3 separate regions of the Mus musculus genome follow, and all the other regions are linked to region 1. A link is a loop called in an ENCODE intact Hi-C map of the cell type or tissue named here. Cell type or tissue: gastrocnemius. All regions are shown on one strand. Each heading gives the region's core, and the rest is flanking DNA. Links, peaks and the distances in the headings are about the cores only. Region 1 holds the start of Xylt1 (xylosyltransferase 1). Region 2 overlaps Xylt1 (xylosyltransferase 1). Region 3 has its middle 31 kb from the start of Gm34822.

Region 1 (10,821 bases), core at 2,822-10,821:
AATAAACTCCCATTATTTTAAGCCCCATTTTATGGATGAGGACGTTGAGGCATAGAACTTAACAATAGATATTTTAAAAACTCAGTTAAAATGCAGCAGAGGGGAGATAGACCAGCTGGTAAAGAAGCTGACTCCACAGAAACCACAGAAGATAGCAAGCCCTGGGGTGGGGGTGGGGGGCAGTTGATTCTGGGCAGCATAGCTTTTTTTTTTTTAACTTCCAGGCTGAAAATCAAATAGAAATAAACAGCAAACAAACCAAAAAACCCACCCCTGAGGTTCCCTTTTGGCTTTCATGCACACAAACACACACATGCATGTGCACATGCGCTCGTTAAGCCTGGGCAAGCTAGTTCTTATCTATCTCATTCGCTCCGTGCACTGATCCTGGAATTGCTGTCAGTGAAATAAATGTCTTGTCCCTCTGTCCTGTTGGACAGTTCTTTGAGGGTGAAGACTATCCCAACCATTTCCTTTGCAATTGCTAGCTCAGGACTGGTCACACCCAATAACTCACAATGCCCAGTGACAGATTCAGCCTTCCCATCCTTGAAGGGATGGAGAAACAAGATTTGGCATTCGGGGTGGTGGTTGAGAGTCCCACAAATCAGGCGAAACTTCCCTAGAGCTCTGTCTCCTGGGGCCCATAGCACGGGAGCTGGGGAACCACATTTAAAAAGAAAGGTTCCTTGGGGAATCTTCATCATCTCCAGATTCCACTTGCCCAGCAGGACGCCTATGTGTAATAGGGTTCCATGCATCTTTGTGGAGTGAAAAACTGAGCTTCGAAAATCCTGAGGACTCAGAATACAGTGGTTAGAGGCACTGCCGAGTCTCAAGCAGGGCCCTGGCCTCTTTCTTATCCATCAAGGCCACCTGCCTCTCTATGCACAACTGCAAATGAAAACTCCTGTCCCTCTTAATGCAAAAGGGCTATTTCTGTTTGGTAGTTCAGCAAATTTAGGGTACCCACACTCTGGATGTCCCAGCCATACTGAGATGGGGCATTTTAGATACTCTAATTTACCCCAGCTCCCAGCTATCTGTTCCATCTTTACCTCTCTAAAATGTTTGAAGGGCTACTCATCTTGGAGCCAGAAGAAGAGAATCCCAGATGCCACCTCAGGTAAATTTTCCTCCAAAACCCATCAAATGAGCTGTTTATGGCATCTCTAACCTGCCCAGGGCGACTGGACCTCTTTCTTGAGTGGCTTTTTATGTATGAGTCAAGATAAACAACTCTGCTTCTCCAGGGATTTGGGCCCAGGATCTTTAACCTCAGTACTGAAGCACTAGGGCCCTGAGGGAGCTGAATCACAGCCTGGCCCCTGGAGGACTGCTGTTAGCTGTGTCATGTGGAGGAAGCACAGGTCATTGTTACTTTACAGACAAAGTGCAGAAGCGCTCTTGAGACAAAGGTGGGCTGGGGGCTGGAATATTCCACACAGCCAGGGCAGGACTTGGAGGCTATGTTTACATGACCTCTTGCTACTCATTTAGCACTAAGAACCCTGAAGTTCTTGGGGCGGGGCGGGGTGGGGGAAGATGACTTGACCATGGTCGGGGAAGCTCAATGGAGACTTCAGGGACAGCCGAGGGAAGCCATTCTTCTACTCCCACATGGCTCTATGGAACATTTGAATGGCTACAGAGATAACAGATTTACCCCAAGGCCAGAGGTGTATCTAGGAACCCTGGTTAGATTCATTTCCTTGATCTGACTTCCTGAGCTTTGTGACTGGTTTAGGGGTAACTTAGGACCTAAAAATTACTCTGTAAGAAAACGCTCTCTGCATCTTCTAAAAGAATCCTGGACTGCAGATGAATAAGTTACAGCTAGTCTAAGTCACAGAATCTAGGACTCTTGTGATGTTCCAGTGTGAACAGACACTGTGGGAGAAAGAGAGGAGAAAGGAAGAGAAAATTCTGTAGTGGTTGTTCTAGGTTGCTGGATCAAGCCATGCCTGGAGTTAGTGCTCTGCAATAACTAGTTCTACAATCCAGTAAGGCTTATTTTTAGATTGTTAAACCAGGTGTTTTATTACACAAACTATAAATATTCCCAACTGATATGCAGATAAGAGGAGACTGGTGAACCAGGGAGCTGCCTCTCCTCTACAGTCTCACTGTTGATGAAGTGGGAATGCCTCTGTCCCTGGCTGCAGAGCTAGAGGGGGCCCTGGAGCAGATTGTAGACTGTCAGGGTAGCAGGTTGGCTGAGGACACAGCTATCCCAGTAGCACTCTCATGAACCCACGGCTCCTTTGCAAATCTCTCTAGGGACGATGGTCATGTTTTCTTCTGAGATTCCATACCTACCTACACCTGACTCTCTGGCCTTCTAGCTGACTGTAGATCAGAGGCACCCTTTGTCACCTTGGGATGCTTGTACCTGATCCCACATCTGGCACACATCAGTGCTCTAATATGCTGGTGCAGTGGATGGAAGGGTCCACTTCTCGCCACTGTTGGCCTTGCTCTCTGATAGATTCTGTACATATCCACTCGCTTCCCTTTACAAACCAGGGTGATGTTTAAAAGGGCAGGAGACAAAAGACCAAGAATTCGCTGTAAGTCCCCAGCTCACTGACATAGGTAGACATCAGTCCCATTCACATGCAGACATTAATAGATGCTATGTATCAAAAGGGGAAGTCTATAAGACTGAGTCAGAGAGAGCTGGATGAAGTTTGAGTTCAGAGAGATTATTCCTTCCAAACTCTCACTGACAGAGCTCAGAACAAGGTCAAGGGGGACAGTCTTGGTGGCTCAAGGTCACCAGTCAGTCCAGGAAAATGCTTCTCCTTATAAAGCAAGGCTGGGCTGACCCAGCTCTGAATCTAGTGCACACAGCAAGTCAGACATCAGGAGGGCGGATGGTAAGAAGGGCGTTAAGGGAGGGAGGCTCTGTGGCTGGGAGGGAGACTTCAGCTTGTGGCCAGGGAGGGTTGGAAAACTTCTTTAGCCACCAAAGCATTCACTTGCCAACTGGATTTGGAGGATGTTGGATTGTGAGTCTTTGGGGACCAGAGAAGTGAGTCAATGAGCCCTGAATCTTTGGTTGGCCCTGGAAGGGGGGGGGGGTGACTCAGAAGTCGCAGTGCTTGTGCTGATTAACCTCGGCGAGTCATTGAGAACCTCCTCCCCATCGTTTCAGTCAGTGATCCAGGAATCCCAGGCTGCACAAGAGCCAGGACCTGTGACACTCCTACGTTTTCTCCCATCTCCACCTGCCAAGGTTTTCTCTCTGTGCAGCCAAAGATGCCGGGACGGAAAACTCCGCGCCTCCTGCAACTCCGCCTCCAGTTTTCTGCCACATGGAACACAGACTCTCAGGACCCTTCTTTCCCTTTTCCTGACCTCTGCAAGCTGAGCTGCCCTGTTGACTCTTCTATCCTCCACTTTCCGTCTCTCTACCCCTTGCACCGGCCTTTTCGCACCCGTACCTTGTTCCCACGCCTGTTCTGGGGGGTGTCTGTCTGCTTCCTTCGCCTCCACCCCCTCCCTCACCTTCTCCTCCCCACGCTGCCCTCGGCTCCTCCTCCAGGCCCCGCCCTCTGCTCAGGGCCCGCGTCCCTAGTGGCCCCTTCCCCAGCCCTGGTACCCCTAACGCCCGCCCTAGAACCCTGGGGGTTGGGTTGGGGACCCTGACCCAGGGAAAAGGGAATCTCGAGGGGCCAGCTCCCTTCCGAGCCGTGTCCCCGCGCGCGCGCGCCGCGCCCCCTCCGCGGCCTCCCCGCGCCCGCCTCCCGCCTTCCCCTCCTCCTGGTGACGTCCGGGTCCCTGCCCGTCTGAAAACTCCGCGCCGCGGCGGTGGAGGAGGCGGCGGCGGCGGCAGAGGAGGAAAGGGAGGAGGAGGTGGTGGAGGAGAGGAGCAGGAGGAGGAGCAGCGGCGAGCCCGGGCGACGTCGGCGGGGCCCGAGCGCGGAGCCCCCGGGATAGAGCGCGCACCGGGGTGTCCCGGCACCCCGCTCGCCCCGGGCCGCCGCGGAAGATGGTGGCGGCGCCGTGCGCCCGGAGGCTGGCGCGGCGCTCGCACTCGGCGCTGCTGGCGGCGCTCATGGTGCTGCTGCTGCAGACGCTGGTGGTGTGGAATTTCAGCAGCCTGGACTCCGGGGCTGGAGAGCAGCGGCGCGCGGGGGCAGCGGCGGGAGCAGCCGAGCAGCAGCAGCCCGCGGCCCCGCGCCGGGAGCGCAGGGACCTGGCTGCCCATCTGCCCGCAGCCCGCGGAGGACCTGGAGGCCGAGCCGGCGGAGGAGGAGCACGGGGAGGCGGCCCCGGAGGAGCCCGCGCACAGCAGCCTGCCAGCCGCGGGGCACTAGCCTCCCGGGCGAGGGTAAGGTGCCCTTTGGGAAGGGGATCTCGAGCCCCGCGGACAGAGAGACAGATGGGCGACCCTACCCATGCCTCACATTGGTCTTGGCCACACAAGTCCCGATATCCGAAGGGACTCTGCGCCCTGGCTGCCTCTGACTGCCCTGGCTGCCCTGGGCAGCTGCAGGGTCGTGCACTGAGCCGCGCTGCTCTGTGCGGAGTCTGAGGACCGCCCCCTTGGGGTCTGGAAAGTGAGCTCCAGAAGAGACTCGCTTTCTAGGGGGTCCTGTTTCCTATCACTCTTTCTGGGCGTCCTACTTGCTCTCTGGGTGGGGGCGTTGATGCCTCACTCTCCACTCGAGTACGTGCATCGGATCGTGACCGGATCCTCAGCCGCTGCTCAAGGGTAGTTCTCCACGCAGCCTCTTTGGTCTGAGCTGTTTGCTGTGGGCTGAGAATGAGTGTGTTAAGTCCTCCACCATGTCCCTGGTGCCCAAATCAACACTGGGTCTTGCAAGCCTGATCTGACTTTGGGTCCTGTTTTCCCCTCTGGGAATCTACTTCTCTCTCCACCTTCCCCAGTCCCCACCTTCCTCAGTCCCTAACCTTGCCATTTCTTGCCCTCCCTGACTTCACCTCCAGGTATTGCCCCTTAGTTCCAGCTGGCTGTCTCTGACTTGACATGGGTGGTCAGTTGCACTTACTGTCTGTCTGTCTGGCCACGCTATCACCACACCTCCCAGTGTGCTTTGCTCTTCTTGGATGTGAATAGTCAGGTCTCTGAAACTGTCTTCCAGTTCTATTAGTACCATCTGGTTGGCTAGGTGGGGCACCGGCTTGTCTTCCTCTTCTATCCCCAACTTCTTTGGGGTATCTGTTTCACCTTTCTCTGAGCTAGGAGGGCAGGAGATCTGAGTCCGTAACTACTGTACAGGGTCTCTGCTCTGCGTAGGAATGAGTGTCTGTCTGTCTTTGGGCTGGTGTGATATGCCATGTGATTCTCTGTCCATCATCCCAGTTCCCTGCAGAGAACTGCCCAGCATCTGAAGGACGGTAGCTACCGGGGGAGTGTTTCTAGGATCTGTAGGAAGGGAACAGTCCTTGTTATTGCTTGTCACTCCGGCAGCCCTTGCTGAAGACTGCCTAGACACAGCTACACAGCTGTGTCAGAAGTGCTTTCTGATGTGCTTAAGTTCTTCAGGATTGTTTTGACCCTTGTTGCCCGAGCACAGCTCTTTATGTCTGTGAGCTAAAGCAGTCTCAGGACTTGATCTGACAGAGCATTTGGCTGCTCTGTAGCTACCAAGGAGAAGTCTTACCCTCACCTGTAGTGATGCTTGTGCATGAGAACCTGAGCATTCTCAATGTCCCCAAGTCCAAGGGGACCCAGGCACTCACTGCCTTTGAACTCCTGGAGTTGATCATGTGTTCCAACTGGAAAAACAAAAAACAAAAAACAAAAACAAAAACAAAAACAAAAACGCTATTACATGTTCTTCCTAAAATTGGAGACCTACTGGGAGGTGGGAGGGACTAGGCGCACTTAGTGCTGGCCCAGTGTGGAAACAGGCAGGGTGGGGAGGGGACCATGGGAGGGACTCACTGTACCTTTTGCAAAGGGGATTCAGGAGGTACTTTCAGGGTACATAGACCACCTGTTGAGATCAGTGAGAGAATTATAAAGAAAAAAGCAGTTGGTTTCTTTCTTTCCCCACCGATGGTCTGAGCAGTGATGCACAACCCCTCCATGTGTGTTCACCTAGGAGTAATCTCTCATGTCCTAGCCCAGTCACATCAGGTTTGGAATCGGAAGGGCGGGGGTGGGGTGCCACTTCCCCTTTAAACCATGTTTTTAGATCCCCAGTCCTAGCAGCGGAGCTTGTCTGCAATTTTGCTTTTATCTGTGGGTTTAGGTGTATCCTCCCGACAGTGTCCTCCAATGTCTCCATTTTTTTTAGCTTCCAATGTATATGTATATGAATACATTTTGTGCTTTTTTTTTTCTTTCACTTTCCCATTCCTGGTAGCTCTCAACTGTCCGGTCCTGCTGGTCCTGGACTTTTTGTCATATGCACGGCACTCTCCTCTCTTCCTCCTGTCTCACATCCTGCCCCAGGAGCTGCAGTGTGCACAGGATGGCTAGAGCTAGGGGTCTGTTTGTCCTCCTCAAGGTGTGCCCACCCCAAGCCCTGCCCTTTCATGGAGCTCAAGGAGACCAGAAGGGGGCAGGCTGTTCCCAAAGTCCATCAGAGCTGGAGCTTGGGATACAGGCTGAGAGAGCCACAGACTGCTAACAACTTGCCATTCATTTTTGGACCCTGCCTGGGCTGACTGTATGCATGATGCTGCAAAGGGATTCAGGGTGGCATTCAGAACTAACACACTCTCTCTCTTTCTCTCTCTCTCTCTCTCACACACACACACAAACACACACACACACACACACACACACACATTCCCTGATATTTTTCCAGATGGCTTCTGCAAATACTGTGGAATTGTATGCTAGGACAGTGATGTTCGTTTCTGTGCTGTGCTTTGTGGCAGGCTGGAGTAGAGTTGGGTGAACAGTCATGGCTTCAGTGGGTGCGTGGCAATGGGTGTCAAGCAGCTGTTACGGCTAGAGTGTTTCCAAATCCAGACCTATCTGCTTCTCCTGGCTGCTTTCCCCTCTCCCAACTTCTGAACTGCGAGCCTTTTATTTTTGGAGAGCAGTGTCTAGGTACAGAAATTGTACCTGTGGCCGGGCAGTGGAGACACATAAGAGATCATGTTGATATGCAAGCAGGATCAGAGGGTGTGTGCAGGGATAGTGGTGAAATGGGCATCTCTGTAAAGGTTTGCTAGTGCCCCCTTTCCCTCTCAGCATCTCTGAGCATTTAAGTATTAGCTTGATGCAGATTACAGCAGAGTTCTGTAGTGGGGCATTTTCTCTGGGCCTCAGTAAGAAATGAACTTTACTGTGGTCTCGGAATATAAAACGGGAGAGCACTGAGCCATAGATGAAGGGGAGTAGTGGGGAGTGAGGGGCCTGTCAGAAAGACTAGCCAGCAGAAGTGCCTTTTTAGACTCGGGAAGAAATGAAAGCTGTAGGTGTCACACCTGTATCTTTGTTTCTCTTGCTAACGTCCCCATAGTCCCAGCGTCACTCAAGGTACTTAGTAAGTTTCCTTTAAGAAATCTAATGTTTTAATGTCCTTGCCTACTGTACGCGTACAGTAGAATGCCGTTTTTGTATGATCTGACCCCTTTGAAATGCTGATTTTTTTTTTCAGCAGAGATCCCTCATTCTTCACATTACTCAGATAACTCCGGACTCTTTCAGACATTAACAGTGACTTTGGAAGAGGGTTCCAGTGGCGTTGGAGGCAAAGCTTTTCTTTCAATCCAAATGTTTGCAGAGAGAACAGAGAGCGTTTGACGGCTGATTTGTTTCCTCCACACTTCCAGTGAATTATTTTGTCTGATCGAAGCAGACAAAAAAAAAAGCAGGCTTTGTATATAGAAGTGTGTATCTTTGAGCAATATTTATCTCACTGCAGATATGTCATCGTCTGCTTTACCACACACTGGGAATGCTAAATAAAATAGATAAGTAGCAGCCACTTAATTTAATAATAAGATAATAAATACAGGCTGGATATCCATTATCTGAAATACTTTGAAGGAGTGTTTCAAAATTTGGATTGTGAAAGATACTTTGGAATATTAGCATGTAAATAAAAAGATAGGGCGGGACCCAAGATTAAACCACACAAAATAATTAACCAAAATTATTGTTTTCTTTCTTTCTTTCTCACTCTCCTTTCTCTCACTCTTATTTCTTTCTTTTGCTCCTCCTGTTTCTCCTCCTCCTGGTCCTTCTTTTTCTTGTCTTGATGACTTGTCTAGCTCAGACTAATGTAAAAATCATGACCCTCCTGCGATTACAACTATGTGCAACCACACCTGGCTTGATCAATCTTATATACATGGCCTAAATGTAATTTTGTACTGATTTGTGCCTGCATTTTAACTGTGACCTGTCATGTGAAGCAGGTTTAGAATTTTCCACTTGTCGTGCTATGGCCGTGCTTGGGAAATTTGTGTTTCAGAGCACTTAAGAAGTAGGACATTTCACAGGTATATATGCATGTATGTAGTCACTTTCCTATTCTCTCAAGGCTATCAATTCACTAAAGAAAGTACTTTAAAAGGTTGGGTGGCAAAATGCTTGCTAATCTTTAAACAGGAGGCCATCTGAGGCTTAAAATTAATATTTTCTGGGAATTGTTTAACTTTGATCCATGTTCTTAACAGAAAAAAAAATAATGATTTGAGTTAGCACAGAAAGTTGATGTTAGTGTGTGTGTGTGTGAGTGTGTGTGTGTGTGACTTAGAATGCAAACTATTCTTTAGCCTACCTCTATAATAAGATTCTACCTGACTACTCTGAACTGCAGGCAATGAGAGGGGCTATAAATCTATGTGAAGAGAGTCTAGGATGCCCCTCCCCAATATAACTGTGCAGGGTGGGGTTTCTCCAGCCTATCCATTCTTCTTTACAATCTCTCTTCCCATTTTATTCTCCCCCTGACCCTGCCTCTGTGTGTGTGTGTTCATGTGAATGTAGGCATGTGGATGTGTGCATCTGGATATATGTATACATATGTGTGCATGTGTAGAGGCCAAAGATCAATGTTGGGAAGCCTCCTCTATCGCTGTCAAGCTTAAATTTTGAAACAGGGAGGCTCAGTGAGCCTGAAGCTCACTGATTCCAGCAGGCTGGCTCACCGATGGGCTCTAGGATCTGTCTATTCCCACCTCCTCAGTGCTGGGATTATAGATGTGTTCCACCGTCCCTGGCTTTTCACTGGGCTGCTAGAGATCCAGCTCAGGTCCTCTTGTTTGTACTGTAAGCACTTTACAACCCGAATAATCCTCCAGCCTCACATCTCTTCCTTCTTTTTTGTCCTTTTCAAGATGCATGAGTATTGTGTCTGCACAACAGAAGAGGATATCAGACCACATGAATCTATAGTTAGAGTGGATTTTGAACTGCCACGTGGGTGCTGGGAATTGAACTTAGTCCTTCAGGGAGAGCTGCCAGTGTGTTTAACTGCTGAGCCATCTCTCCAGCCCATCTCTTCATTTCTAATGATCGTCTACCAAAACAAAGGGCAAAGACTTTGGGGAAAGTGAAATGATTACATAACCAATACCACCTGTGACAAAAAATGATTTAAAGAGACAGAAGAGACGTGAGGTCTCTCACTGTACCTGAAGCTCATTGACCCACCAGGCTGGCACACTAGTGAGCTCCAAAACTCTGTCTCTCACCTCCTCCTCAGTGCTGGGATTACAGATGTGTCCCACCATGCCTGGATATGTGATAGACCCAACACAAATGTAAAAGTCTATAGGATATCCTCTGATATACCGAGGGTCAGATCCCAGCTTTGCACTGTCTTGTCTCCATCGCCTGGGCAGGTCTCTCTCTGCTTCTCTGCAACTTGGAGCCACCTCTGTGGTGTGCAGAGGGAGAAGGCTACCGACTGATTTGTGAGAAGTGGTTTTCTCTGGCCACAGACTGATGCCCCTGCGTCAGCTGCTCTCTCAGTAGGAAAGCCTAGGGTGTTTGGAATAAACATTTGCTGTTTCAAAGTTACTCGATTACAATAGCTTTTGAGTGAAATTCTGCAGTAGAACCCCTGAGGGTCTTTTTGGTGTGGGGCGGGGGCAGCCTTGGAATAGGACAGAAGGAGGCAGAGAGAAGAGTCATATTCATTGAGTTCACTGCGTGCCTGACATTATTTTGGTGTTTTGCATCCATGAAACGTATTCAACCGAATTCCCATCCAGGATGTATATGTGTGTATATGAGTATATGAGTGTGTATGTGTGCACGTGTCTGTGTGTCCGTGTACATGTGCGTGTGCGTGGTGTGTGTGAGTGTGTGTGTGTGTGTGTGTGTGCATGTGGGATTGCCTGCCTGCCTATCTATCTGTCTGTCTGTGTCTCTGCATCACTCTCTTCATCTATCTACACGCAGGTCCACTCCAGGAAGCAAGATGTTCTGTTACACAGTTCATGCAAAATTGGAACTGAGGGTACCCAACTAGGAATTGTTGGTCTTATCATGACTAGTTGTAGTGTAGGTCAGACATAAAAACGAGTTCCACAGACACCATCTCCCTGTATCACTGGACCCTCCCAGCTCCGTGGGAGGAGACTGCTGCTGTGCTCAGATAGATGAAGAAACTGGGAAGCAATCCCAGGCTGCTCCTTGCCCAGTGCTGCCCAGAGCTCTGAGCTCCTCATCTGTACAGTTTTGCAAAGCCCCCTCATGCAGCCATAGGCTTCTTGAAAGCCATTGCTCCATTTTAACAGGTTACTAAAAGTGTGCAGACTGGAAAAGAACCAGATCCCCGAAGAATGATGCAAACTGCACAGTTGTAAGCTGCAGAGCTGAGGGCTGAACCCAGGCATCCCACTCTCCGAATGGTCTACTCTACATTCTCTGATGTC
Region 2 (8,000 bases), core at 1-8,000, 190 kb after region 1:
CCCTTGAGGTCCCACAAAAACCTACCATGTAGGCTGGAGAGATGGCTCAGTGGTTAAGAGCCCGCTGAATGTCTCACACCCAACTGTAACTTCAGGAAATAAATGCCCTTGCCCTCCATGAGCACTAGTCTGTAACTTCAGGAAATAAATGCCCTTGCCCTCCATGAGCACTAGTTTTCACATGTACACACACACACACACACACACACACACAAGAAAATAGAAATAAAACATTAACATTATTTTTACATTATCTTGAACTTTTCTCCTTGGTGAATAGCATACCCATCCTCCAAGTTACCCAAATCAGACGATAAACGGCTTTTGTCTAATTCCTTCTGCCTCAGATCCACAAGGTCACTCTCAAGCCCAGCTCGGAAATGTCTTTTCTCCCCATCTCTTCTGCTCCATATGTTCTGTAGAACGCTCCCGTCTCTTGTTCACAATGCTGTGGTCACTCTCAAACTACTCCTGTCTCCATCTCCAATTTTTTCGGAATGAAAGCACTGGATCCAGAGCGAGCTCTTTAAATGCTTCTGCTCACGTTACTTCCCTGCTGACAATTCTTCGGCTATAAACCCAGCTAGTACAATGTTACGTGGGCCTCATAGCCCTTCCCAGGCCCAGGAAGACATTGCGAATCAATCCCTGCACTCTTTCCAGCTGAGCAGGATCTGGACAGAGCTTTTCTGAGTTAGTAGGGTTGGCAGGAAAGATGAGAGCTATTCGGCATTTCAGCATCCTGTGCCACCTGCCTTTGTCTACCTCTTTTGTCTTGCATCTCCCCACCTCTGCCAGAGAACTCTATCCAAACATCCCTGAACCCTGGATAGGCCTGACTGACACCCACAACCCTTCTAGAATGTGGTTCTCTCTACCTGGATTGTTTCTTCTCACATGGTCATGCCTGGTAAGCCCCTACTTCATTTAAGTGTCATCACTGTGTACAGTTATAAGAAAGTCTTTTCCCTCTAAGCCCCTATTTTCCTTCATCTAGGCCCATCTAGGGTGCAGTGTCATGACGTACAGAGGCTTTTGGTCCTGTTACCTGCCTCCTGATTAGTTTTTCAAGCTACCGTTGCAGGAACGGGGACAGGATTATCTATCTTTGCCTGCCTGGTGCCTGTCACAGCTCCACTCTGAGCTACTGCTTGTATTCAGTAAGGGATAAATGGCACTGAAGTCATGCAGAATGCTTGGCTTCTGCCAGACGTCAGAGTTCACCTCTCCAAAGGCACCATTCAACTTCTTCCCAGAGATCTACATGGTAGGCATGGCTTCTTTCCATTCTAAAGGCTAAAATACTAAGGCTTTAAGAAGGAAGTCTTCTGCTTCAGGCTATATGGAAATAGAACCAGACATATCTAAACTGTTGTCCCTGAAAAGAGACCTGCATCTGGAGGCCTTTTTCAGATTGTCACAACTGAGGGGAGGGTACTGCCGGCTTCTAGTGGGCAGATTCCAGAAGTACTGGCAGACATCACACAGGCACTGACCAGTTCATCACCAGTGGAGAAACATCTACCCTTTCGTGCCATGGGACCAAGGAAAGGAAACTTGGCCCCAGCCTCTGCAAGTAACCATGACCTAGAACTTTCCCTTGTGGTGTGAGTCACTCAGACCTGTTGCTGGGGTTTTCTTTGGTTCCAATTACTAAGCATCAGACACTACTCATATACAACCAGGAGTTTGCATCCCTGTGTTTATGCAAGACCAGGCAAGCCACTACCAGCACTCAATTTACCATACAGGATTCTAAGTCTTGGATCACATCATTAAAACATCCCATCCTAACCTAAGATTGGTCTCTGTGCAAGCCGCGTTCCCAATCTGCCTGTCTCCAAGAGCTTGCCGCTGAACCCAAGGCCTCATGTAGATCTCCAACAGCTGAAATGAATGCATGCAGAAAGCTTTGTTTTCTTTTGCAGCTATTCCTAGGAGCAAAGTAAATAAGTAATTTAGATAAACCCCCCAAGAACTCATACTCTAAATCAGCCTAAGCTAGGTGAAGTCAGCAGAGGGTTAAGAGCGCCTAATCCATTTTCATCAGGAGAGTTTGAACTTTGGTCATAGTGAGCAACTTAGCCAAGATATCACATTGTTCATTATTCACAGGGCACTGTAACTTAGCGCAGTCTCTGAGTAATCTTTTTAAGCCTGCCAAAAGAACCGGTGTTAATTGCTTACACTGGAACATATTTGCTGCTGGAAATGTCACACCGTAATTATATCCCATTTCGCTGTCTGACAAGTAATATACTAAAAGAAAATTGGCTTTCTTATTTTCTCCTGCCTCTTCTTGTGATGTGTAAAAAAAAAAAAACCATTCCTGGAAGCCTTCAGGCAGCACACAGGTTGCAAGTTTCTGGACTTGTCACAAAGTTTGTCAGCAAACTTTCTGGATTGGCTGACTCGTTCTTGCAGACAAACAGCCCAGCTTTGCATACTTTGTGCCCCAGGCAGCAACAGGACACCCTCAAGGAGGGACCTGTGCCGAGTCTAGGGCTCCACTTCTGCATGCTTGCAACTCCCAATACAATTTTAGCAAGACCCTCACATTTTTATGTGTTGGACCCTGCAATTGATGGAACTGGTCCTGCAAAAGAGGAACAAGCGGGGGGGGGGGGGGCGGGAATTACTGACGTATGATGGATAAAAGGCAAGAAGTCATTGGCACTTAACAAGATAGTGAGAATTTCAGAGACATAGACATGTGTGTATACATGTATGTAAGTATATATGTCCTCATTCAAGCTAATATTAATATGACATATATGCACATATGTATGTGTGTTCATGAACATTTGTATGCACAGTTATCCTCGAGGGATTTGTGCCAACGCCTCTGTGGATACCAAAGATGCTTAAGATCTTTATATAAAATGATGTCACATCTGCATTATACCTATGCATAGCCTCCTGTATACTTAGAAACATCTCTCGATTGTTTTTGATACCTAGTATAATGTTAATGCTATGTAAGTAATCATTAGGCTGTATTGCTTAGGGAAGGATAACAAGAAAAACCTAATATTCAGTGTGGACACTGTATTTCCATGGCTGGCTGGTTGGCTATGGAGAGGGCTAGTTGTATGTGCTATGTATATGTTTGTACATGCATATTTGTTCTCTCTCTCTCTCTCTCTCTCTCTCTCTGTATGTGTGTGTGTGTGTGTGTGTGTGTGTGTGTGTGTGTGTGTGTGTGTGTTTTATCAGAATCGCTGGCCATGACATGAGACCATGCAGGGCAGACAGTATGTCTAATCCAGGGCTCCTTCTGGAAATTTGGCACTCTACTTGTAAGACTAAGCTTCTCTTAATCCAAGGGTTCCTAAGGAAAGGGAGCCATACCCAGCCCACCAGCTGTCCTGAAAGTCCTATGAAGCAGAGCACATCTGCACCCCTCATTTTTGAGGCACCTGTTTCTGTGTTCTCTCTATATCCTGCCGGGGAGGAAACACCATGACATGTGCACAGGAGGTGTCTGCATTCAAGTCTAGAAGATATGCCAGCTCCGGCACTTCTGTTTTATTGGCAAAAGCACAGTCTCTTGGCCAGACACAACTGCAAGGCATGCTGGGAAGTAGGTTATAAAATGTGCCAAGGAAAAGGCAGGAGCAGAATCGGCAGGAACCCCAACAACTCTGCTTGGCTGCTCTGGTCAGATGGTGTTCCTTCCCAGCATGCACATTTGCAACTGAGCCCAAGGTTTTGGGTCTTCACGAAGCACGTGTGATCATGTGGTTTATTCTGGCAGAAAGGTCACCTTCCCGGGGCTGAGAACACTTCTCCAGGAAGCTTTTCTCTGAGAACGTGGCTGCGTACCTGACAGGGATATGGGGCAGAGGGGGAGGCAAGGTTAGTAATTTAGTTGTCACTGGCTGACAGGTTAGTCTTAGAATATGTTCCCTGCAATTCAAGGCTTGCTAGAGAGAGACAGAGAGAGGCACTTAACAAATGTCAGCCCTTTTTTGTAAACTGCCACAGCTGCCTCATGCTGACCCTGAAGCAGTTGAAGAGTTGTCTGCAGACTTCCATCACCTCCTCATTCCACTCGCACTGGTGTTCTCTTTTCCTTAATGTATTCTTTTTTTTTCAGTTTTCATACAAATACATATTGTATGTTGAGCATAGTCCCCCTAATGCCCTCCTCCAGTCCTCTCTGTCTCTCTTTCCCTCCCACTATTCCCCTTTGTACCTAGGCAGGTACGGGACTAGGATAGTGTTATACAGACAGACACACATTTGGACAGAACACATGAGGTACCTGCTATCCTAAGAATGACTTAATTTGCTTGGCTGGCTTCTCTCCAGTTGCATCCACTTTTCTGCAGACACCACCCTCACTGTGTGTCCTGATCCACTACTCTGTTTTGGGTGCTCCAGGTTGGCTCTAGAACTTTACAATAGCAAATGGGGTGGTCACAAACACTAATGTATGAGTATCTCTTCAATATGTTGAGTTGCAGGTCCTGCCAATAAACACACAGGAGAGGCACAGCAGAATCATCTAGTAGGTCTATTCATAGGGGTTTTGATGAGGTTCTATTCTGACTTCCACCAACAGTGTAGAAGAGCTTCTCTCATCCACATCCTAACCATCATTTGCTGTTGGCTTTCCTAATGCCTGCCATTCCTGCCCACCCCCTGGTATTCCTGATACTCACCAACAGGAAGAGCAGCCATCTTGGTCACTAGAGAGGGCTCTGAAAACAGTCAGGACTGGAACACGGGAACCTGTAGTTTTGCTCGTTTCCCACCATGACTTATTAAGAGATGCACGGTTCTGCGATGGGATCTCAGCCTCAGCACCTGACTTGCTGACCAGCTGAGCCCTTGCTGTTGCAGCCATGACGCCTCGGCAGTCAACAGTCCGACAGTTCCTCTAGGTCTGTGTGCAAGTCTGACTCCCTCAGTTCTCATACCTACAAGTTTCTCCAGACTTCATAAATGTCCGTGGGATGGGAAGGACTCAACTGCCCCTATGTAAGACATGCTGGTTTAGAGCATCCACGCTATGGTAGCTTCGAGAAACTCTGTTCTCTCCTTATGGAATCTAGCATCTGGATGCAGTCCTGTGACTCAATCTCTCAAACATGTGTAGAAATGATAACTACCTTTTATCCTGCCAGTTGACTGGATCTGTGTTCATCAAAGTCATCTGATGTCCTCTGTCACCTCTGTCACCATCAGAGAGACCCAAGAGCATAAGATGGAATAGCCATAGAAGCAACCTGGATATAGTGATGGCACCTGTGTCTTGTGTTTGAATTGGGACTAAATAAAGGAGAATGCAGCTAACCAGCTAACCAAAACCACAGTTGACAACTCGTATGACCATAACACACATGTAACAACAGGTTATCAAAAATGTCCAGGAGTGTGGGGAGATGGCTTAGCTCTTGCCACTCAAGTATGAGAACCTGAGTTTGGCTCCTCAGCATCCAAACAAAAAGCCTGACATAGTAGCACACACTGCAACACTAGGAAGGAGGACAGAAGAGGATTCCTGAAGCTCATTGGCCAGCCTTGCTGAATGAATCTGTGATCTCCATGTTCAGTGAGAGCCCTTGAGTTTAAAAGTAAGGCAGAGAGTGGTCGTGAAAGACACTCAATGTGGGTCCTTGCACATATGTGCACACCCCTACACACACACAAATACCCAAACATATATATACACAATGCACAAATAACAAATACACAGAACACACATACTGACAAAGACAAACAGATACACACGCCACACCTAGGTGGCTGGCCCTGGTGACAGCTTGCCCAATTTTCACTCCTGTTCCTATTTTTTGTAAATGGCAGTTTCAACAAATCCTGCCCACTGATGCATTGTTTAACCAAATGTCATCTCTCTGCCTTCCTCATTTAAGCATCATCTGTTAGGTTTACACATTGATACACCCATGAAATTAGCATTACACTTGTTTCCTCGTGGAGCTGACTAGGTTTAATTTAATTGAAGCTGTTGTCACTGCTGATAGCCTTTGGAAGCTGCAGGGGCGCTGGTTGTCTTAGCTTAACCCCGTCCTGTCTGAAGATCAAGGCTTCCTTCTCTCCGGGTGATCTGTGACCTGTCTCCTCTCTAGCTCCTTAGTAGGTCTTTCCTTCTTTAGAAAAGGGTCCCAAGCCATAGGTGGAAAGTCATTCTTCCCTGTGCTGGGAAGGCTAGTATGATGGGACAGGAACTCTCAAACCAGTGACTGCAAACACCGCAGGCAAGTGCTGGCTGCCAGAAGTGGCTCTGAATGTGCAAAGTGAGGCACAGCTTCACTGAGCCTTTCCTCATTCAGTAAGAGCCTCTCTGGGAGAGGCTGTGCAGAGGCTGGTCCACTGCCTGACTTTCCAGTCTGTTACCTGGTAATGGTTCTTGATAATTGTCCCTTAAATGAATGGCACTGTCCCTCCACCTGACCCTACCACACACCCACATTTGTATTATTGCTTTTCTTGTTGCTGGTACCAAATAATGACAGAAGTAATTTAAGGTAGAAAGGGTTGGCGTTGGTTCACAGTTACAGGATGCCATTCATTATGGTGGCAAGGCACAACATCTAGGGCAGCTCCATACATAGCAATGGGACCTTGAGGTAGTGGTCATACATATCTCTATGGACCAGCAAGCAGAAGCCTTGGGCAGAAAACAGAAGTGGACATAATCTTTAAGCTCTGCCCCTGACCAATGACTCCAGCTGAATAATACAAAGGACCCATCCTTTGTATTATTCTCAAATTGTGTCATCAGCTTAAGAGCAAGTGTTGAAACACGTGAGCCTACGGGGGACCTGCCATAGTCAAACCAGAGCAAGGCCTAGCTAACTTACGGCATATGTGGCTATTTTCCAAACAAATGAATGAATTTCTGCTGCTTTGTTCTTGAAGCTTCCTAAGATGACCTTTGCAGTAACCTTCGCCTGCTTTCACCCCTCGGGATACCCAAGGTGGTGCACTCTAGTCAGTCCCAGGAAGGAGTGTGACCTTCACAGACAGAGGACATAGGATGAGCTGAGGGGACAGATGTGACCTGGACTGGGAGCAAGATGAGCACAGTGTGATTGAATAATCCGGCCCACATCTCTGAGAGGCGTGCGCCCAGCAGAAGCTTGGGTGTGACCTCAGAAGGCAAATGGGGATCTTTCGGCAGGTGAGACCTGCAGATAGATGAATGTGTCTGAGAGCCATAGCTTGCAATTCACACTCTTTCCTAGTACAGCCCAGGCACAGAGGCTCCTGGCTTTGAAGCCAATCAAGGAAGAACCAAGAAGCCATTAACTATATGCTCGGGATGTTTTGATTATTATACTACAAAATTTTCTACAGTATAGGAAATTGCCAAATTACAGGAAATTGCCAAAATCTAAGCAGAAGTATCATGTGTGCATCTAAGCAGAAGTATCGTGTGTGCATGCACACACACACACACACACACACACACACACCATGAACCTCTCCTCTCGCTCACTTTCTTTAAACTAAAACCATCTTCCCTTTCTTCAGTGATGTCTTCATCACTGTTGTGCAATGGCGGCTTCTGTGTGTTTGTGCGTGATCATGAGGGTGTGTGTGCACCTGTATGTACATGTGTATGTGCACATAAACATGCATGTGGAGGTCAGAGGACAGCTTTGGGTGTCGTAGCATTTTTCAGGTACCCTTTATTTGAGATCTTTGACGCTCACTGGCCTAGAATTTTACCAACTAGGCTAGACTAACTGACCCTCTAGCTTCCAGGATTCTACCTTGCCCTGCTTCGCATCACGCAGGTTCATCACCATGATCAACAGGTAACATTTCATCCAACTTCTTCCTTGGGTTCAGGAAATCTGAACCCAGGTCTTCACGCTTGCAAGGCAAGTGCTCCACCCACTGACACATCCCCCTCCCAACCTCACCCTGTGATACCTTCTTTACCTCACTCCCACTTCCTCCTGCCTCAGCTCTTAGCTTCACTCTGGCTTCCTCAGAAAGTTCTGGAAACTTCCCTAGAAGCA
Region 3 (10,886 bases), core at 1,751-9,750, 500 kb after region 1:
GATTCTTTCTTCATATGCATTATTTATTTATTTATTTATTTATTTTTAAACATGTATGTGTGTGCATCTATGTCTCTCTGTGTGCATTTGTGTACAGATGCCTGCAGACGCCAGGAGCTGGACTTACGTACAGGTGGTTGTGAGTAGCTCAGTGTGGGTGGTAGGAACTGAACTTGGATGTGTGGAAGACAGTAAGTGCTCTTAGCCACAGAGCCATCTCTCTTGGCCCCTCTCTATACATATTTTAATTAACACATGGATATATAGTACAGTGTGCTACTTTGATTCATACATATTTTACGATATGACTAAATCAGGGTAATTAGCATACTCATCACCTTAAACATCTATGAGATCTTTTTTCCTTTTGTACTGGAGATTGAACCTACAGTACAGCCTCCTGCATGCTAAGTGTATGTTCTGTTGCTGTAATAGCTCCCCAGTCCCTGCTTTTTACTTTCCAGTTTGAGACAGGATCTCACTAAGTGGCCAAAGTTGTCAACTTATTCTCTTCCTTCCTTCCTTTCTTTCTTTCTTTCTTTCTTTCTTTCTTTCTTTCTTTCTTTCTTTCTTTCTTTCTTTCTTCCTTCCTTTCTCTCTCTCTCTCTCTCTCTCTCTCTCTCTCTCTCTCTCTCTCTCTCCCCCTCCCCCTCTCCCTCTCCCTCTCCCCCCTCTCCCTCCCTCTCTCCCTCTCCCTCTCCCTCTCCCTCCTCCCCTCTCTCTTTCTTTCTTTTCCCAAGGCAGAGTTTCTCTGTGTAGCCCTGGCTGTCCTGGAACTCACTCTGTAGACCAGGCTGGCCTTGAACTCAAAAATTCGCCTGCCTCTGCCTCCCAAGTGCTGGGATCAAAGGCATGCACCACCATTGCCCAGCTTCTTTACTTTTCTATTGCTATGGTAAAAATACCCTGACAAAAGCAAGTTGAGAAAGAGTGCTTTACTTTGGCTCTGAGTTCAAGAACAGAATCAATCACTATAAGGAAGTTACGTTGCAGCAGCAGGAGCTTGGGCAGCTCATCACATTGCATTCTGAGTCAAGAAGTGGAGAGTAGTCAATGCTTGTATTCAGCTTACTTTGCCCTTTTTATAGAATTCAGGATCACAGCCCAGGGAATGGTAACACCCACAGTGGACAAATCTCACTTCAATTAGCTTAATCAAGATAATCTCCAACAAGCTTGCCCATCTTCAAGGTGATTCTAGAACTCATTCATTTCACTGTTAGATTGACCATCACAATGGCCTTGAAATTATTCTGTAGCCAAACTTGGCCTTGAATGTGTGGTCCTCTGGCCTCTACCCCCTCAAAATCCTTGATTTCTTCGTGTTAAGGCCATTTAAAATGCCCTCCTTTAGTCATTTTGTAATATGCATTACTTAATCAACTGCAGTAGTCCTACTGTGAAACACCATAGTCCTTCAATCTCCTTATAACATCTCCTCATTGAACAGTAGGTACGTCTGTATACACCTTCAATTTTCACATGAGCATTTGGTGGCCTAGGGAGGTGAGCTAACTTAATTAAGGACATATAGCTTCAAATGTGGTGGAGGCAGAATTAGACCCTAGGTCATCTAGTCATACCCCTAGTACCACCTCTACATGGTTGCTAAGTTCCAGAAGAATCCCCACTATGACCTTCAGCCACCCTAGAGGCTGGTAATGGTGAAGACCCAGGCATTCAGGAATTACCCATGCTGGGCAGAGGCTGTGCTCTGCAGGAGTGCAAACTGCTCTTCCTTCAAGGCCCTGCAGCCCCCTGCTGCTCCCACTATTTGAGTTATGTGTTATCGCTCCCCAGGGATGGATTTATCCTGGTTTTACTCACTTCGGCAACACTAGCTCTGCCCACTTAGTGCTTTTGGCTTTATATATCATTATCACACACTCCGTGCTCCAGTCGTACACAGTTTAGCCCTTATTGCTTTAATTTCTCTCCTGGTGTTCTTGCAGGGAGACGACAAGAGAAAGCAAATTGCCCTCTAGGATGAAGAGAAAGGGAACCGCCATCCCTAGCCTTTCAGAAGAGAAAGCAGGGGGCAACACACCAGAGTAGGGGAAGTGCCTTCTTCTTATTCATCTCTGGTGAGAGAAAAGAGCAAGGGCTTCACAGTTCTGATCCCAGCTCTCAGCTTCCTAGTGACAATGAGAATATTAATAAGACTCAAGTTAACACTTCTTTAACACTCTGAGCATCCTGGGCACTCCGCCAGGCAGCTCACATTCTCGAACATCTCAGATTCGTGATTAAACGCGGATGCTCTTGGTGCCTCTGAGAAGTGGGTGCTGTTATTCATCCATTTTACAGATAGAGAAGTCAAGGCATAGAAACTTAAAGAAATTCTCCAGCTGCCACATGGCAAAACTCAGGGGACTCGAGCCTGAGGTGGCTCCTCTGTGTATCAGGCTCTAAACCTCTCCACTGTTTCCTCCCCAAGGAATGCTCTCATCTTTGGGACAAATGCTAAGTTGTCTGCCAGGCATGAGCCCAAGAGCTTGATCCAGCACCTGCCATCTCTATACGATTGCCACCTCAATTATGTCGTGGCCTTCACTCCTGAAAGAAGCTTCATAACAACGACGTCTGTGTGTAGAGTGAGAAGCCAGAATGATCTGTCTTCACCAAGTGGACAAAGGGGATCAATATATGCTCTGGGCTTCTGTCCCTCCCCTTCCCCTCGAACACATGCAAACACTTCTACAAAAAAAGGCCCCGCATTTATCTCTTGTGCATGCTGAGCCTCAGTCTAAGATTTTAATTGAAGGATTCAAGAAGATTAAGGAGGGACAAAAAGAGAGAAGAGTGAAATCACTGGTTTTGTTCAGCCTTCCTAATTTGCAGATGGAAAATAGATGATTTGTTCATCACTGAGACTGGGAGGCTTTGGGGGGCTCTCTCTGGCTCCCACCCTACAGCACCACTCCAGGGTTCAAGTCTTTCATGCAGAGGTCTTAGGAGAACATCTGAGATCCAAGCTATAATAATATCCTTACAGAGTTCTTGAAGAGTGAAATCTTATCTCACCTTCCCTCCCGCAACAGTTTGTGCCTATGCCATTCCGACAAGGAGGGGGAGGAGAAGAGAGGGAGGGGATGGAAGATTAGACAGCAGCCAACAGATCTGTTGTTTGGCTTTTGATTCCTGTCTAAGGTTTTGTATATTGCAACCTAACTACAATAAGATACATGATGTCCACACGGTGCATCAACCCCACCCCCCACCCCACCCCCAGGATGCATCCTTTCCTTCTTCCAGTCTCCAGGAAAGCAGAGGTGCTCTTTGTTTCTTCTCCCTACAATTTCTCACTCCATGTAGAGTTAGTGGGGCTGCCAATCAAATGATACCTCTGTCACCAGAGATGGCACAAGGAAGCCAATCAGATTTCCCCATCCTGGTATTAGAACCTCTAGCCAAGTGGGTAGGAATTAACGTTGCCTTGAGCAGCATTCTGGAAGGAGAACCACAAATCCTTGCTGTGCAAGTCCCTGGAAGGGCCCTAATCTGGACACCTCTGAGAATCAATTCTTTCCTCTGCCTCCCAGCCTCCTCCTGATAAATGACCCATGGCTATTGTTTAAGATGGATTTCCTTTCTGTGGCTTGTCATGATACAAATGGATAAAATTGACCTTAAGCAGACTTCTCTCCAAATGAATCTTGCCCAGCTCGGTTACCTGGGCATCCAAGGATGCAGTGACATCTTGAGCTATTTGAAGTTCTTTGATGTAATAAAATGCCACTTATTAAAAAAAAAAAAGAAGAAGAAGAAGAAGTAAATTTTGAGAAATTCCCACTCCCTGCAGAAGTTATCACTGGGTCTTCTTTTCCAGTCTGTATGACATAGCTAGTAGCTATTGCATCATAACAAACGCTCTTAAACTTAATAGACTAAAATATTGAGAACCAACTGTTGACCAGCAGTCTGTGGGTGAACTGGGCGCTTTGTATCTCAAGGTGAGTCCACTGTCTATGGCTGTGGATCTGGGCTCTTACTTGTATTTCCAAGGATTGGAGTAGCCATAGGGTTAGAGCCTCTGGCCACTGTCCATACAGTATCTCCTTCTTCAGCAGATGGTTCCAGAGCCTGTCCATACCACAAAATGGGACTCGAAAGGAAATAGAACTGTGAGAAATGCCTAAAGTCTAGGCTCAGAAATTCCATTTCTAGAATATTCTCTTGTACAAAGCAAGTAAAAAACAAAACAACAACAACAACAACAAAAACTTAGTCCTAATTCTCTGCTAAGTGGTTGGAAGCTGTTACGGTTTAAATCTGGAAGTTCTCCCACTAGATGGTGTTTTGGACACTTGTCCCCGCCAAAAGGTGGCACTATTTGGAGAGGCTTGGAATTTTTAGGCAGATGGGCCTAGCTCGTGGAAGGTCACTGAGGGAGGGTTTCTGATTCCTGTCTTGCTTTCCACTTCCTGGCCCACCATGATGTGAATAGTCTCCACCACATGCCCCCACTGCTGTCACATGACCTGAGAGTTCTCCATCCTTTCCCCACCATGGTGGACTGAGCCTGCAGAAAGAAAAGGAGCCAAAGCACGTCTTCCCTCCGTGAAGTTACTTCTTCCAGGCACTTTGCTAACAGCACAGCAAAAGTAGCAAATGCAGAATCGAGCCCTCACCTTGATAACAGGTTCTTCAAAGTGACATTGCAATAGCCAAGTTAGTGGGAAAGGAAAAAAACAAATCAGAGCCATGTTGCCAACAATGTACTACTTCAACTTAATAACATGGTTTAACTAAATAACTCAGAGTGTCAGTTATTGTGCCCACTGCCTGATGCCCCATCGAGGAACAATGCCACCAGTATCACCAGTAAACGGTCCATGACAACCAAAAGCGTCTTCCTACATTGCCGCATGCCCCCCTGGGGAACAATCTGTTCCTCAGTAGCCAAGAACAGCTGTGGACCCAGGTTTCCATGGTCTCCTCTAACCATCACACCAGATTGAGAAGATACTCAGCTGACTGCAAGGTGTGGGCTGGGACAATCTTCACTGTTGCTTGGAGGTGACAAATCAGTCCCCTTTTCTCTCCTCTCCATCTCCACTTGCTCTCTCCTGTTTCTTCAGGGATCCGCCCCTTCAGACAGGACCCCACCAAGCCTCTCTCCCTCACTGTCCTCTCTGCTCAATCTCCAGTCTGAACAGGCTCTTGGGATCAGGAAACATTCACCCTACAAGACATCCCTGGGCCCACTGTCAATCTCGCTTGGCGCTTACAGGGGTTTCTCCCATTTGCCAGCCTGCTCTGGATGCATGCAATCACATTGGATGTTTCCTTCGCTGGATATTTTTCATCCTGTGTCAATTAGCACAATGAAGGGACTCTAATAATGATGCATGGGCTGGATGGGTACAGCCTGCAATAGCCCTGGCAGGCAAGCAGGTGGCTCGGTAAGAGGCCCAGACTATATCCTGCTCAGAGCGTGCTGGACTCATGATCTCCAAGGCCTCTACAGTGTGCATCAGAACTCATTGCTAGGCACGGTTTGACCATACAGCTGGTCCCCTCCACACACCCAAGGAAACGAAAACAGGAAATAATCTTGCATGCCAACTAGCCAGAAGCTGACTCCCAATACATAGGTCAGTGAATCCCAGAGGGGTCAGCCAGCTAAGACAAAGTCGGTCAGCAATTACTGAAGCTAAAGTTAAATTTTGCATTTCTTCCATCTTATCTCTCTTAAAACATACATTTTTCCCCTCCTAATTTTCTCTCAAAGTACATTATTCTTCACTGAGATGTACCAGGTATTCTGTGTCTTATATGCACACAACTTTAGGTTGGGGGACTCTCTCCCCTTCTGCAAAGATCTCCACATCTAGCTCTAGGGTAGGGATATGGGGAGCAACCAGTCAGACCCCTCCTGACTCTCTAAGAGCAGAGGCAGTCTTCCACAATAGAAAACAGGCATGATTCTGTCGCCTTCCGAGGTTATAATTAAAGACAAAGCCAATCCACCTTCAGCCCTAGACAAGAGGAACGGGAGAGGCCCAGGTCCTGAACTGGGGATAGGGCGGGGATTGCAGTTCGGACCCCTTTATTTCTTCAGGGAAGCACCAAGAACAGGAAGTTGATAAATTCAGAAACAGCACCACCTGGTGGTCACACAACCGAACCAGCGCGCATCCACGCATCTGCTTTCTCCGTGCTTCTGTGGAGGGACTGATTGGGTGTATAAACCCGGTTACTTAAAGCTAAAATGCAAGACACAGCTTCAGGGAGATTCATGATGGAATACCCTAAGAAATGCTCTCCAAAACGCTGAAAGTGGTATTCCGTGTGGTTTACTTCACCTGACAGACATTCTGAGTTTTGTACTTTTCTCATTTGATTTAAAAAAAAAAAGAACATAGAAAAAAATCAGTAGGCTACTCCTTTGTGTTAACTTTTTAATGAGAGTAGAAGCAGGTCAAAATAGAACTTCATAGCAGCAGGGGGGTGGGGGAAGAAGGAAGAAGTGTTATCTGAGGGCAAGAGCAACAGCCAGACCATTAAGAATTAAACACTGCATGCTTATGCAGCTCCAACTTACAGACCCCTGTAATGTCTACTCACTCGAGAGAGTTCTTCCCCTGGTATGAAATGAAGCCACAAAGCTATGCTATTGTCCTGTTTGATCCCTGTCCAAGATATGTTATAAGTTATCTACTGCAATATAATTAAAATAACAATTGATTGACTATTGTTATGGTGTGGTGTACTGTGCCAAGAAGTCTGGGTGTGTTACCCATTTCATCTTCACAATGACCCCGTGGGGTATCCATTGCTATGATCCAAATTAAACTGACACCATGCCTGTTCTCTCATAAGACTGTGACAAAAAAAAAAAATCCACTATTGTATTCGGCTTTGTATCACCACAGTACTTATGTGGTAATGGCTGGGTAAGTAAGAGGACAGAGAAGTGGATGACATGTTAGGACACACACAAAACCACTAAAGTCAATAGAAGTAAAACATGGCCCATGCAGAGGAACTTTTGTCCATCAGCTAGAGCATCTTAGAAAGGTGGCGACTGGTGGATGCTGAGGGCAAAAATCTGTTCTGCAGCCCCTTCTTCCTGCCCCTTCCTCCCACCCTGCCCTGCTCCTTAGTGACTTTTCTTTCTGGGATTTAGTTTCCCTGTGGTCAGTTTTGTTTTGAACATTTTAAGTGGAAATTTCTAAAACAACAACGTTTTAAGCTGTAAAACATTCTCATGGTAAAATCTCAAACTGCCAAGCTCCATCTCTCCTGGCTGTGGCTCTCCCATCGGTCCAGGATATCCACGCTGTATGCTACCTGCCCACTCACAGAGTGGCCATTTGAATTATGAAACCAACTGTCACGGTATGACAGCACTTTTGCTCAAGTTGCCCAAATCATCCTTATTTACTTCTAATTGTGTCAAAGTATAGGTGTTGTCCTCTCAGGCGTCCCAAGGAGAAGCCATAAAATATTTCTTTTAAGTGAAAAAATAATATATATTTTATAAGAACAAAGGGAAAATAGGTTGCGTGCCAATGTCTCTAAGGTCTGTAGTACATGATTGCTGTTGGTCTTAGATGGATCCAGTTCTCGAGTCAGAGGTTATTATAAGTATGTTCACACAGGGGAAAAAGGCATTGCATGGATAGCATCTGGTTCTATATATGGTTTCTGGCAACCACCGGAAGTGTTGAGGTCTATCATCTTGGATACAAGAAGATCATTGCATAAGACCAAGTCCCGGGGTGCTCTGTGGGTTGTGATAGAGACTGCACAGGGCCACTGTTGTGCTGGAAATCCGAATTGAATTGTCAATGTTATTCTTCTGTCAGTAGCCATCTCGGAGATAAAGAAAGACACCCAGCTTGGCATAATTTAAAGAGTTTACTAACCACAAAACCAGGAAGGTAGAGTGTGGTGAGCCTTAAACTACTACAATACACTTCAAAAGTCACCCTGAACCATAGGATAAGTTAAAATAGTTTGAAAGGCAGAGGGGGCTTCCTCTCCCATGCTCTCCCATGCTCTCCCATGCTCTCCCATGCTCTCCCATGCTCTCCCATGCTCTCCCATGCTCTTCCACGCTCTCCCATGCTCTCCCATGCTCTCCCATGCTCTCCCATGCTCTCCCATGCTCTCCCATGCTCTCCCATGCTCTTCCACGCTCTCCCATGCTCTCCCACGCTCTCCCATGCTCTCCCATGCTCTCCCATGCTCTCCCAGGGACTGGGCAGCTCCTCAGAAGCTGCAGTGACAGTAGCAGGTTCTGCGTAAACACAGTGAAACTGAGGTCACTTCTGTGAAGGGGTCAGGACTGGGCCTTGTGAAGCTGTCTGCTTCCTGGGTCCACCTCTTCTCTCTTCATGGCCACACTCTGAAAGAGCACCTGTGACTCAGTCTCCAGGGGAAGAGCAAGGTAGCAGCAGATGGGAGCATATCTAAGCCACTGATTGGCAGAGAGGTGGCTCAGATGTTTGATGCTCTCAGTGGGCATCCAAGAGGAGGTGATGAGCTGGAAAAAGCAGAAGCTCAGACCACAACCCCCTGGAGTCATCAAGACTTGGATGCCCAAAGATACAAATGCACACCATGTCCATCTTCCAGAATTTGGGAAACGTGGCCAAAGAGGCATTTAGAAAGGTGAAGACAAGGATTGAGTTGAGGACGAAGGTGAGGTGAAAGACTCAGGAGCAGAAATGGGGCTGGAGTTAGGAATGTTGGGAAGGAAGGGGGTAAATAAGCTGATACAGCTCTCTCCCACCTCAAAACCAAAACTGTCAATAAAAGAATTAGCCAAGTATGGCTGAATCAAAACAATTTTGCTCTACCGGGTACCAGACTCCTGTGAGCTCCATCCATTTGCTTAGCCTTGGTTCTTCAATGGGCAGGCAGCCCCACATGAAGCTAAGGCCATCCCCCTTTTGTCTGTAGTTCCTGTTCAGCTCCTCAGAGCCCCACCAAGAATCTGCTGTTCGTTAATTGCTAATCGTGAATTACTGCACAACACATTTTTAAACCTGAGAGAACCTTTGGGTGTCTTAAAGCTCTCAGAAAAAAACCAAGATCACTATGGAGAAACCCCTAGAACCCCAACTGCCTCCCATACTAGTTTTTCATAAGCTTTTCAGTGCCTCAAATTTCACCATTAAAGATTCATTCCTTTGGCTTAAGGCTTTAATCCCCTATTAAATGTAAATCTCCCTGGCAAGCTGATAGTGTTTGGGGAATGAGGTCATACATTAAGCCTTATCTATCACTGACACCTCATTGAAATCGAGTTGACAGCCTTTTCGAGAGCCAGGTTTAATAGGGAGAAGGGAGATAAATGTGAGGGTCCTTAGGAACTCAGCGGCAAAGGGGAAGATACTCAGGAGATAGGATTGGAAACTAACATTTATTGAGGCATTATGCTAATAAGAAAAAGAAAAATAGCTACCTTTTACTGACTGCTTAAATGTGTCAGATTCCATGCTGGGCTCTTTACATATGGAGGGGTAATTTACAGAGATAGCTGTATGCTTGTTCTTGATGTTCAAGGAGGCTGAAAAGATCAGGAGAGATTCCCACTCCATGTTTTAAAAACAAGAAGCCCAGCCTGGATGCTGTGTGACTTGTGGTCATTCACCTCCCACCCGTGACCGCTTTTATGTAATAAAATGCCCAATAAGGCAGATTAATACAGGGGAGGAATGTCTCATCTTGTGTCTCAAGAGGTGTGAGGTAGCAGACTCTGAGGCAAGATGTTATCAAGAATTCAGGATCTTTCCCTTCATTTACCTTCAGCTTGTTTCCTTCATGGTCAACCCCCCCCCCCCCCCGTGACATGGGCGAAAATGTCCTTTCTTGTGATTAAGAATTCTGTCTCCACTCAGCTCATTTTTGATACCTTTCAAGATATGCCCATCATGCTCTTTGTTCAAGATGGCCAGCATCAGCATTCTGGACAGCTAGGTAGAAAAAAGAAAGGGATGAAGAGTAGGCATGGATCGTGTACTAAAGAACCAGCCACCTATGCTCTCTACCTGGATCCCTTTGGCTAGAATCCAAGGGCATGGTTGTTCCCACTGCAAAGCAGGCTGCTAAATCTTAGCTCTATTCTTGGCATTTCCTATGCAGCTAGAAAATCCACTGGTGTGAGAGAAGATATAGGAAAGGAAACACTGACCAGAGTCTCCACCAGAGGGTAAACTAGAAAGATAGAGATATGGAAACTCCAGATCACCATGGGGAGAGAGAGTCTGCTAGAGAAGAAGTTGGGGAAAGAGGGGGTTAGATCGAGCTCCTCTTTCCTAAGACACTCTCTAAGGTAGAATTGCTGTTCTTTCTGAACAGAGTTCACTGTCACAACTCCCTGGGATGCCATGGAGTGTTGGTAAGGTGGTATTCCTGGGCATAGCAAGTGGAGATGTCAGCGGCCAACCTCCAGCTAGAACCTGCACTGCCCCACTTCTGTTGACAGGACGAAGCTTGGAAACATAGCAGAAGACTAGCAGACACAGCAGGGGGCAGAAAGAGCAACTGTGACTCTAGCCCCTGGGACTGCCATCCACCCCCTCTTCAGTTCTAAACCACAGCATATGTTCCCTAGACTGTGTGTATCTCTGGGGATTGGCAGGGACGCCCCTAAACATGTCTGTGATTGAATTTCTCAGCATCCTAGTTAATGGGAGCCTAGAGCCAGATTTAATTTGATTTAAAACAAGTAAATTATTTTGGCATTCCTTGTGTCATCGGAACGCTGCAGAGCAAAGTCCCAGCCACTCATTTACATTACTGTCACAGTGGAGCGTCCTCTGAGGTGGTTGTCATTTTTCTCACATTACCGAGGAGGAAGCTGAGATTCTGAACGCTTAATCATTTATGCAGAACCAAACGGCTTGGCCGGACCAAGCTTCATACCCCAT

What was found. A loop is a pair of places that touch in the nucleus more often than their neighbours do. Peaks named below come from ENCODE experiments on the same cell type or tissue, not always from the same donor. Only the 100,000 strongest peaks of a DNase experiment are listed, where the experiment ranks them.
Region 2: it touches region 1 in a loop (3-fold over the local background); 3 of 42 quality-filtered maps call a loop at or near these places.
Region 3: a loop joins it to region 1, with 6 times the contacts of the local background. A loop is called at or near these places in 13 of 42 quality-filtered maps.

Annotation. Positions count from the first base shown.
Region 1 is chr7:117,377,185-117,388,005 of GRCm38, forward strand. Xylt1 (xylosyltransferase 1) reads left to right here and starts at 3,795. Exons shown (of 12, transcript NM_175645.3): 1 at 3,795-4,336. The coding sequence starts at 3,995. In gastrocnemius, for the core only: a CTCF peak has its summit at 6,529 (motif pointing right); DNase peaks (open chromatin) are centred at 3,710, 4,169, 4,491 and 6,552; H3K4me3 peaks cover 3,772 bases; H3K27ac peaks cover 2,685 bases.
Region 2 is chr7:117,569,765-117,577,764 of GRCm38, forward strand. All of the region lies in intron 3 of Xylt1 (xylosyltransferase 1), which reads left to right. Among named protein-coding and RNA genes, the nearest start is that of Gm34762, 190 kb to the right of the region's middle. In gastrocnemius, for the core only: no CTCF peak of the experiment used is centred there; DNase peaks (open chromatin) are centred at 3,282 and 3,590; H3K4me3 peaks cover 179 bases.
Region 3 is chr7:117,876,901-117,887,786 of GRCm38, forward strand. No RefSeq gene overlaps it. Among named protein-coding and RNA genes, the nearest start is that of Gm34822, 31 kb to the left of the region's middle. In gastrocnemius, for the core only: a CTCF peak has its summit at 6,110 (motif pointing left); DNase peaks (open chromatin) are centred at 2,222 and 6,109; H3K4me3 peaks cover 243 bases.